Linked DNA regions of Homo sapiens: region 2 is linked to region 1. A link is an interaction called in ENCODE POLR2A ChIA-PET data of the cell type or tissue named here. Cell type or tissue: OCI-LY7. All regions are shown on one strand. Links, peaks and the distances in the headings refer to the core of each region. The heading gives the core; the rest is flanking DNA. Region 1 has its middle 27 kb from the start of CXCR5. Region 2 overlaps DDX6 (DEAD-box helicase 6).

Region 1 (5,379 bases), core at 101-5,100:
AGACAGCACATAGCGTGTTTCTGGATGGGAATACTCAGTGGGGGGAAGATGACAATTCTCACTCGCATGAAATGGATCAAAGTGATTTTTTTTTCTACTGTCATTTTTCTTTTTCTCTATATTTTTCAAAATTGATATATCATGATGGTACATATTGGTACATATTGTGGGGTGTGTGTAGGTCAAATTGATTTTTGAAGTTAATTTGAGAGAATAAATTGGCTGGGCATGGTGGCTCACATCTGTAATCTCAGCACTTTGGGAAGCCAAGACAGGAGGATCCCTTGAGGCCAGGAGTTCAAGACCAGCCTAGGCAACATAGCAAGACTCCATTTCTACAAAAAATTGTTAAAAATTTGCCGGGCTTGATGGGTGCACGCCTATAGTCCTAGCTTCTCAGGAGGCTGAATGAGGAGGATTGCTCGAGCCCAGGAGTTTGAGGCTGCAGTGAGCTATGATAGCGCCACTGCACTCCAGCCTGGGTGACAGAGCAAGAACCTGACTCTAAAAAAAAAAATTATAAAATAAACAGACAAGAATAGAGTTTTTTTTCTTTTGGAAAATAAATACAATAAGGTAGGATTTCCCCTATTAGATATTATGTTAAGCTGTGTGTAGTGGCTCACACCTATAATCCCAGCACTTTGGGAGGCCGAGGTGGGCAGATCACCTGAAATCAGGAGTCTGAGACCAGCCTGGCCAACATGATAAAACCCCTGTCTCTACTAAAAATACAAAAAAAAAAAAAAAAAAAAAAAAAAAGCCAGGCATGGTGGTGCACACCTGTTATTCCAACTACTCGGGAGGCTGAGGCAGGAGAATTGCTTGAATCCAGGAGATGGGGGTTCCAGTGAGCTGCGATTGCACCACTGAACTCCAGCCTGGACAACAGAGCAAGACTCCATCTCATGGCTGGGCGCAGTGGCTCACACCTGTAATCCCAGCACTTTGGGAGGCTGAGGCGGGCGGATCATGAGGTCAGGAGTTCGAGACCAGCCTGACCAACATGGTGAAACCCCATCTCTACTAAAAATACAAAAATTAGCCAGGCGTGGTGGCGCACGCCTGTAATCCCAGCTACTCAGGAGGCCAAGGCAGGAGAATCGCTTGAACCCAGGAGATGGAGGTTGCAGTGAACTGAGATTGTGCCACTGAACTCCAGCCGGGCGACAGAGTGAGACTCCGTTTCAAAAAAAAAAAAAAAAAAAAAGACTCCAACTCAAAAAAAAAAAAAGAAAAGAAATGATGTTAAGAGGAATTCAGGTTCTGGAGAAAGAGAATCTGGGTTTAGGCCAGGTGCAGTGGCTCACGCCTGTAATCCCAGCACTTTGGGAGCCCGTGGTGGGCTGATCACGAGGTCAGGAGATCGAGACCATCCTGGCTAACATGGTGAAACCCCGCCTCTACTAAAAAAATTACAAAAAAAAAAATTAGCCCGGCGTGGTGGTGGGCACCTGTAGTCACAGCTACTCGGGAGGCTGAGGCAGGAGAATGGCGTGAACCTGGGAGGCAGAGCTGGCAGTGAGCCAAGATTGCACCACTGCACTCCAACCAGGGCGACAGAGTAAGACTCCGTCTCAAAAAAAAAAAAGAAGAAAATTGGGTTTGAATCTGACTTTGCCACTTCCTGAACATGTCACTGCTATGGACTGCATGGTGTCCCCTCAGATTCATATGTTGAGGCCCTCCCCTTCTCCTCCCCGTCTCCTTTCCCCACCCCCTGCCCAGCACAAAGGAAAGGGCACTTCATGAAGACACAGCGAGAAGGTGGCCATCTACAAACCAGGGAGAAAGCCCTTGCCCAAAGCTGAACCCTGCCAGAACCTTCCAGCCTCTAGAACTGTGAGAAGATATTGATAAATTTCTGTTGTACAAGCCACTCAGTCTGTAGTATTTTGTATGGCAGCCCGAGCAGACTAAGGCTGCCATCTTGGGAAACCTTCCTAACATCTCGTAGCCTCTGTTTCTTCCTCCTGTAAAATGGGAGTAAGAATATCATTTACAGCATCCTTATGAGTATTAAAGGAAATAGTATATGTCAAACACTCAGCAGAATGCCTGGCCCATAACAGTTGTTCAACAAATGACGATTACAGTGATAACAACTGCACCACTGGGCAAAAATCTGTAGAAAGACCAATGGAACAGAACAGATAACCCAGAAACAGACCTCAGCATTTCCATAAGCTCCAGGAGTGCAGAGAAAGTCTATGTTTGTACTCACCATTGTGTCATTTTCCCCATGCCTAACATATATAGGGCATACAGGAAGTGCTTAAAAAGTGTATGTTGTATTAGAATTTCATACACATGGCTGGGCATGGTGGCTTACACCTGTAATCCCAGCACTTTAGGAGGCCCAGGTGGGAGAATGACGTGAGCTCAGGAGTCCCAGGCCAGCCTGGGCAACGTCGCGAAACCCCATCTGTACAAAAAATACAAAAATTAGCCAGGCATGGTGGCACGTGCCTGTAGTCCCAGCTTAAGCCTGGGAGGTTGAGGCTGCAGTGAGCTAAGATTGTGCCACTGCACTCCAGCCTGGGGTATAAAGTGAGACTCTGTCTCAAAAAAACCCCAAAATGTAATACATGCTAAAGAAGGACTCATAAATCAGTGGTGAAAGAGAAGACTAGTCTTTCAATAATACTGGGAAAATTGCTTACAGTTTTGGACTAAAATAACCAGATTTTATTATTTCATTTTATAAAGAGGCTTTTAAACCTTTTTGGACTATGACCCACAGTAAGAAATATGTGGAACATCTCGCCTGAATATAAATTAATAATTAAAACAAAAGTTTATAAAGCAATATTTATCCTTATTATGTCAGATGGACTCTGATCTATTCTATTCTATTCTATTCTATTCCTATATTATTAAAAAGAAAATTCTGGTGTCTGCCCAGTAAATTGATCTAATAACTCACTAGTGAATAGCTACCAGTAGTTTGAAGAATATTTCTTATACCAAAATTAATTTTTAATTTAAAAAAAGAAAAAATTATAGGTAAATAATATGAGAGTTTATTTATTTATTTATTTTTGAGACAGAGTCTTGCTCTGTATGTCACCCATACAGTACAGTAGCACCATCGGCTCACTGCAACCTCCGCCTCCCGGGTTCAAGCTATTCTCCTGCCTCAGCTTCCCGAGTATCTTGGATTATAGGCATGCACCACCACACCTGGCTAATTTTTTTATTTTTAGTAGAGACGGGGTTTCACCATGTTGGCCAGGCTGGTCTCGAACTCCTGACCTCAAGTGATCTGCCCGCCTCCGCCTCCCAAAGTGCTGGGATTACAGGCATGACCCACTGAGCCGGCCAAATAATAGGAGGTTTTGAAATGAGAAATGACTTGAGATTTTAAAAATAATGAAAAAAATAACAAAGGCAAACATCAACAAATTTGAGAACACCAACATTTTAAATATGTTATAGGGACCACATATGGCAAAGGCAGCTATGACAGACAGGATGTGGTCATCACTGGAGAGAAGAGGCCAGTTATTCTTGACATCTCTTTCTTCCTCATATTCGCCCACATGGAACCCAACAGCAAGTCCCGCAGATGCTGCCTCCATTCGTGCACTTTCTCCCTGGCCACAGGGAGATCTTAGTCCAGACCTGATCTTAGCCCTGATCTTAGTCCAGACCATCATTCTCTCACTCTGGGACTGCTGCCCCTACCTCCCAGCTAGTCTCCCTGCTTCCACTGTGCACCCCACAATCCTTTCTGCTCACAGCAGCCAGAGTCATCTTTTTTTTTTTTTTTTTTTTTGAGACAGGGTCTCACTATGTTGGCCAGGCTAGTCTCAAACTCCTGGTCTCAAGCGATGCTCCTTCCTCGGCCTCCCAAAGTGCCGAGATTGCAGTCATGAGCTACCATGCCCGGCCAAGAGTAATCTTTTTGAAGTATAAATTAAATCACTCTCAGTAATCCAATTAAGAAACTGGCAAATGAAAAATCTTACAAGTGCTGAATCTTCTGTCTGTCTGTATTTATATGTGTTGTGTGTGTGTGTGATGTTTATACATAAAAGAGCTCTGATTAATTGGCAGCAGGCAAGGTGAACCCCTTGGGCGGTTACAGAATGGAAGAGCGGGACTTGACTGTGACAGGCCAGACCTCTCTGCACTTCCACATTCCGAGGAGAAACTGAGGAGTCCAAGAATTCTAAATTCCAGCTGGCTTCCTAGTTCTTTTTTTATTTTTTATTTTCCAAGATGGAGTTTTGCTCTTGTCACCCAGACTGGAGTGCAGTGGCGTGATCTCGGCTCACTGCAACCTCCGCTTCCCAGGTTCAAGGGACTCTCCGGCCTCAGCTTCCCGAGTAGCTGAGATTACAGGCACACCACCACGCCCAGCTAATTTTTGTATTTTTAGTAGAGACGGGATTTCACCATGTTGGTGACAGGCGGGCACCTGTAATCTCAGTTACTCGGGAGGCTGAGGCAGGAGAGTCATCTGAATCCGGGAGGTGGACGTTGAGTGAGATTGTGCCATTGCACTCCAGCCTGGGTAACAGAGGGAGACTCCGTCTCACAAAAGAAAAAGCAAAACAAAAAAGCAAAAAACAAAACACAGCACTTTGTAGATTCCCAGGATTTTAGGAGTTGTATGCTGGGAAATGGTGATAAAGACCAAATATATATTTCAGAATATCACAGGAGGATAAACCATATTTGGTCTAATAGTCTCTTTATAACTTGTAACTATCAGGTATATGGTCTATGAGCCTCCATCTGTATTCTCGCCCAAGCTTTGGCTTTTGGTAGAGACAGGCTTGGCTGCATGGAGGTCTTGGGCCGGGTTCTTCTTCTTGGGGAATCCAGGGGATGCACACACACAGACCCTTGGAGCTTGAGCCCCAACAGAAAATTGACCCTGAAATCTTTGAAGCTTTTATAGGAATGGAGAGGAAATGAAATTTGTCATTTCAAAGCTGAAGTTAATCCATTTTCATTCTAGGAAAACCCTCTGGAAGGGACTTTTAGTTATGTACCTGTAGGGCAGAACTCCTCTTCTGAAATGGAGATGCCTGTGGCCCTGGGGCTCCATGGAGCACCCCTCCTGTGGTCAGCTGATGAAAGGGCCTGTGTTGTAGGCAGAAAGGTGCCTCTTCGGATCAGGTTTCCCTTTAAAATTTTTGATACAGGCCAGGAATGGTGGCTCACGCCTGTAATCCCAGCACTTTGGGAGGCTGAGGTGGCTGGATCACCTGAGGTCAGGAGTTTGAGACCAGCCTGGCCAACATGGCGAAACCCCGTCTCTACTAAAAATACCAAAAAAAAAATCAGCCAGGCATGGTGGTGCGTGCCTGTAATCCCAGCTACCTGGGAGGCTGAGGCAGGAGAATTGCTTGAACCTTGGAGGCAGAG
Region 2 (5,379 bases), core at 108-5,107, 73 kb after region 1:
GTCTCTAACTCCTGACCTCAAGAGATCGCCCGCATTGGCCTCTCAAAGTGCTGCGATTACAGGCCTGAGCCACCAGCACCCAGCCCATAAAGTTTAATAGTTGAAATTTGTAAGGGCACAAAGGTGTTTTTTTCTGGAAGTGTGAAGTTCAAGTCAAAAGCTCACTTAAATCTATAAGGACTCTCGGTTGCTATTACAAGTAGAAGAAAATTAATGAATTGTCTTGTTTAAATTGTGTGATACTTCAGTGAGTTGTAATGCAATTAAGTATAATGAATCACTGACTTTTAGAGATGTCAGAGACTTAGAGAATTCATGGGGAGGAAACTGAAGAGAAGAGATTATCATTGACGAGTAGTGCTAATTTACTAGTCTCTTTCTACTTAATCTCTGGATTGCTTTGAATTAACAATTTTAAATGTTTGATATTGGCCTCATTGTGTTTTTGAGATAGTTCAAAGTTGTGTCTATCCTAGCTTGGCTCGTGATTTGGTCTAAGTGTAGCTGTATTATTAATTCTTTAATATAAAAGATGAGAATTCTTTTAAAGGGGTTCTTTTAAAAGGGAAACAAAGTTTTTCTGTTGTGTTTGCTAATTTAATTTTGTTTGTTTGTTTCAGATTGACGTGAGTGAATTCAGATATAACTCAAGCTTGTTAGAGGGCTTTTTAAAAATAAAAAGTTGATTCCGTGCAAGAGAGCAAGTTACTGCTGCTTACCGTTCAGAGACTTACAGGTGCTTGCCTGCATTGCAATAAAGGACTCATTTATTGAGCAAGACTTATATTTATCTCTTCATTTTGGAGAGCCTAATAAACTGTTATTACAGTTTCTCTACTGACTTTCAAAAGTTTTGAAGTTTGAAAGACCTTTGCAATTAAAACAGCATGAGCACGGCCAGAACAGAGAACCCTGTTATAATGGGTCTGTCCAGTCAAAATGGTCAGCTGAGAGGCCCTGTGAAACCCACTGGTGGCCCTGGAGGAGGGGGCACACAGACACAGCAACAGATGAACCAGCTGAAAAACACCAACACAATCAATAATGGCACTCAGCAGCAAGCACAGAGTATGACCACCACTATTAAGTAAGTGTTAGAGTAAATTATTAATAAACACTTGTGGGGAACCAAGATTTGTGTTACTTTGGTGTTGACTATTAATACTTATGCCTTAATTTAACCATTTTGATTCCAAATAGAGGACAGATGACTTTGTTTTATGGCCAGTAGGTATTTGCAATAGAATAATATATTTCTGCCATAATTTGTTCAGCAAGTAGTCATCCTGAGGTCAGATGATACACACAAATTTTGTATAAATGGTTTTTGGAAACATTTCTGGCTTTCATAATTAGTGTAAAAGTTATTAGCTTAGTTTGTTGTAAATGAATAAAATTATTAGTCATCTCGTTTTTGTCAGTATAGTTTTTTTACGACTGCACCTTACCCTAGTTAAACAGCAGATAAAGCCAACTTTATGTATTAAATTTAAAGACTCAGTCTGAGTCTTTAGAGTCTTTAAAGACTTGCCCAGCCTTCTGAACTCCAAGCATTATTCACTCAGAAAATTTTCTCGTAACTTTTTTTAGCTTATGGAACTTAGCTTTTTTACTTTAAAAAAAAAAAAAAGTTGGCTGGTTGAGGTGACTCATGCCTGTAATCCCTGTACTTTGGGGAGGCCAATGTGGGAGGATCACTTGAGTCCAGGAGTTTGAGACCAGCCTAGGCAACATAATGAGACTCTGTCTCTACCCAAAAAAAAAATTTTTAATTTTTTTCCTCCTTTTACATATAAAAAGGGAACTAAGAATTTTGAACTCACAGAACACAGTTCTGAACAGTCTCAGAAACCTTTTGTTAACCTTAAAATTGAAGAGCCTCCTCTTACTAGAGGATATTTTTTCTTTTAAAGCTGAAAGTATGTAGGCTATTTGTTACTTTTAAGTGCATAGTTTAAATTACAATATTTGAATGGTAACCATCACTTTAAAGATTCAGTTATAGGAAATTAACATTTAAGATTCTTGACTCCAGTTGATGTTTGGCTTTTGTTAAGAACTTGCCATATAGGTCCGGGTGCAGTGGCACACGCCTGTAGTCCAAGCACATTGGGAGGCCAAGGTGGGCGGATCACCTGAGGTCGGGAGTTCGAGACCAGCCTGACAAACATGGAGAAACCTTGTCTCTACTAAAAATAAACCCCGTCTCTACTAAAAGTACAAAATTAGCTGGGCGTGGTGGCACATGCCCATAATGCTACTTGGGAGGCTGAGGCAGGAGAATCACTTAAACCCGGGAGGCGGAGTTGCAGTGAGCCGAGATTGCACCATTGCACTCCAGCTTGGGCAACAAGAGCGAAACTCCATCTCAAAAAAAAAAAAGGCCAGGTGCGGTAGCTCACGCCTTTAATCCCAGCACTTTGGGAGGCTGAGGCAGGTAGATCACGAGGTCAAAAGTTTGAGGCCAGCCTGACCAACATGGTGAAACCCTGTCTTTACTAAAAATACAAAAATCAGCTGGGTGTGATGGCATGCGCCTGTAATCCCAGCTACTCAGGAGGCTGAGGCGGGAGAATCACTTGAACCCGAGAGGTGGAGGTTGCAGAGAGCCAAGATCGTGTCACTGCACTCCAGCCTGGGCAACAGAGAAATACTCCATCTCAAAAAAAAAAAAAAACTTGCCATATAAAATAATTTAACCCTGGGAATCTTTATAAGATGTTGACACTGGGTTACTGAACTGAGGTATATGTTTTATTACAACCTAGATCTTTTCACTTCCTACAGAAAAATAGCTTATACAAGCTACCAGACTGTCATATAGTTACCGTATGTGGTTCACTAGGACCTCTAAGAACTAATTTTCAGCAGAATTGGTTAGGTCATTGGGAGAATTGGTATTAGTGTATATTCTGTTATTTTTAAGGTGAATGCTTTAATTGGTATAGAAATGAATACTACTTCAGTTGTAGTTTGTCTTGGCAGAATGTAAGTAGGTTAGCAAAATTTAGACTATTTTTAATTTTTTTTATAACTTTTTTTTTTTTTTTTGAGACAGGGTCTCACTTTGTTGCCTAGGCTGGAGTATGGTGGCACGATCATGGCTCACTGCAGCCTCAACTTCCCAGGCTCAAGTGATCCTCCTGCCTCAGCCCTACAAATAGTGGGGACTACTGGCATGCACCAGTAGCGACGGCGTTTTGTCATGTTGCCCAGGCTGGTCTGGAACTCCTGAGCTCAAGTGATCTGCCCACCTCGACCTCTCACAGTGCTGGGATTACACATGTGAGCCACTGCGCCCAGCCTATTTTTAATTTTTTTTTTTTTTGAGATGGACTCTCACTCACTCTGTTGCCCAGGCTAGAGTGCAATGGTGTGATCTCGACTCACTGCAACCTGCACCTCCTGGGTTCAGTTCAAGCCATTCTCCTGCCTCTGCCTCCCAAGTAGCTGGGATTACAGGTGTCCACCATCACGTCTGGCTAATTTTTGTATTTTTAGTAGAGATGAGATTTCATCATGTTTGCAGGCTAGGCTTGAATTCCTGACCTCAGGTGATCTGCCTGCCTCGGCCTCCCAGAGTGCTGGGATTACAGGCGTGAGCCACTGCACCTGGCCTATGAGAATATTTTCTATTTAAAAAATTCTGGGGCTGGATATGATGGCTCATGCCGTTCATCCCATCACTTTGGGAGGCTGAGGTGGGAAGATCACTTGAGGCCAGGAGTTTGAGACTAACCTGGGCAACATAGCAAGACCCTGTCTCTACAAATAATAAAGGCTGCAGTGAGCTATGATCGCACCACTGCACTCAAGCCTGGGTGACAGGGTAAGACCCCATCTCAAAGAAATAAAAAATAAATTCTGATTTGGGGACAACAGTGGATTTTGATTTTTCTTTTCTGGTTTTCCTACGATTAATGGTTTCTTTTCAGTTCTGCGGTTCTTCAAATCTCATTTTCTCTGCCCTCTCTTCCATGAAGTCCTCTAGATCCCATCAAGTGTCTCAGAACACTTCTAATACTTAACCTCCGTCACTTACTTTCTCATTTTAAATAGTTTTTTCATCTCATAAGATTATAAATTTCTTGTGGTCAGGTTTTGCATTGTATCTTACGCATTATTATTCACTATTTTGTTGAATTCAACGGTATGTCAAACTGACATCAGAAACTTCGATGATACAGGCTTAGATGAAAGGCTTTAGTAGGCCGGGTGAGGTGGCTCACGCCTGTAATCCCAGCACTTTGGGAGGCCAAGGCAGGAGGATCACGAGGTCAGGAGTTTGAGACCAGCTGAATCCCCGTCTCTACTAAAAATACAAAAACTAGCCAGGTGTAGTGGCAAGCTCCTGTAATCCCAGCTGCTCTGGAGGCTGAGGCAGGAGAATTGCTTGAACCCCGGGAGGTGGAGGTTGCAGTAAGCCGAGATCATGCCACTGCACTCTAGCCTGGGTGACATAGCAAGACTCCATCTCAGAAAAAAAAAAAAAAGGCTTTAGTACAGTAGTAGTCTTGGAATTGGTAGCAAAAAGTTACCAATGTTAGAGTATGCATTATGTAGGACCTAGTTTTAAGTAAAATAAGTGGTCTTTTTGTCTGTGAATGGAGCATTTGAGATGTTTTGGGGACTCTGGTTATGTAAGAACAGCTGCAGTGAAAACTTTTTCGAAGATGTCACAGTTAAATACTTTGTCTGCAGATGTTCCCTGATCTTTTTTTTTTTTTTAAAGATGCTTTGAGTATTTATTACTTGAGGTTTTTACCTGGCCAAAAAGAGAGTTTATTTATATTCTCCTTGTTTTTATTCTCTTTCATGATTTCTAGCATTTCCAATAAAAAAGAAAGATTAAGAGATGCTCATTGGCTAATACTGTGCTATTATTTTGCCAGGCACTGTGCTGAGTGCATTATATCAATTGTTTGATGTAACTGTTAACCTATTTTGTTTTATTTATTTATTTGGAACGGAGCCTTGCTCTGGCGCAGGATCTTGGCTCCCGGGTTCAAGCAATTCTCCTGCCTCAGCCTCTTGAGTAGCTGGGATTACAGGCACATGCCACCATGGCTGGCTAATTTTTGTATTTTTGGTAGAGAGTGGGTTTCACCGTATTGGCCAGGCTACTCTCGAACTCCTGACCTCAGGTGATCCGCTTGCCTTGGCCTCCCAAAGTGTTGGGATTACAGGTGTGCGCCCACCTTATTTATTTTTGAGACAGAGTCTCCCTCTGTCACTCAGGCTGGAGTGCAGTGTCGTGAGCTTGGCTCACTGCAGTGTCCGCCTCCCAGGTTCAAGTGATTCCCCTGCCTCAGCCTCCCGAGTAGCTGGGACTACAGTTGTGTCCCACCATGCCTGGCTAATTTTTGTATTTTCAGTAGA

Evidence for each region. ChIA-PET counts read pairs that join two places held together with the same protein. Peaks named below come from ENCODE experiments on the same cell type or tissue, not always from the same donor. Only the 100,000 strongest peaks of a DNase experiment are listed, where the experiment ranks them.
Region 2: POLR2A ChIA-PET joins it to region 1 with 7 read pairs; 24 of 35 experiments call an interaction of 5 or more read pairs at or near these places.

What each region holds. Positions count from the first base shown.
Region 1 is chr11:118,854,646-118,860,024 of GRCh38, reverse strand. No RefSeq gene overlaps it. Among named protein-coding and RNA genes, the nearest start is that of CXCR5, 27 kb to the left of the region's middle. RefSeq lists an enhancer at 3,511-3,600. In OCI-LY7, for the core only: no CTCF peak of the experiment used is centred there; DNase peaks (open chromatin) are centred at 2,334 and 3,504; H3K27ac peaks cover 1,234 bases.
Region 2 is chr11:118,781,760-118,787,138 of GRCh38, reverse strand. DDX6 (DEAD-box helicase 6) reads left to right here. Exons shown (of 14, transcript NM_004397.6): 2 at 621-1,087. The coding sequence starts at 888. Among named protein-coding and RNA genes, the nearest start is that of DDX6, 6.7 kb to the left of the region's middle. RefSeq lists a silencer at 4,493-4,693. In OCI-LY7, for the core only: no CTCF peak of the experiment used is centred there; no DNase peak of the experiment used is centred there; H3K4me3 peaks cover 334 bases; H3K27ac peaks cover 398 bases.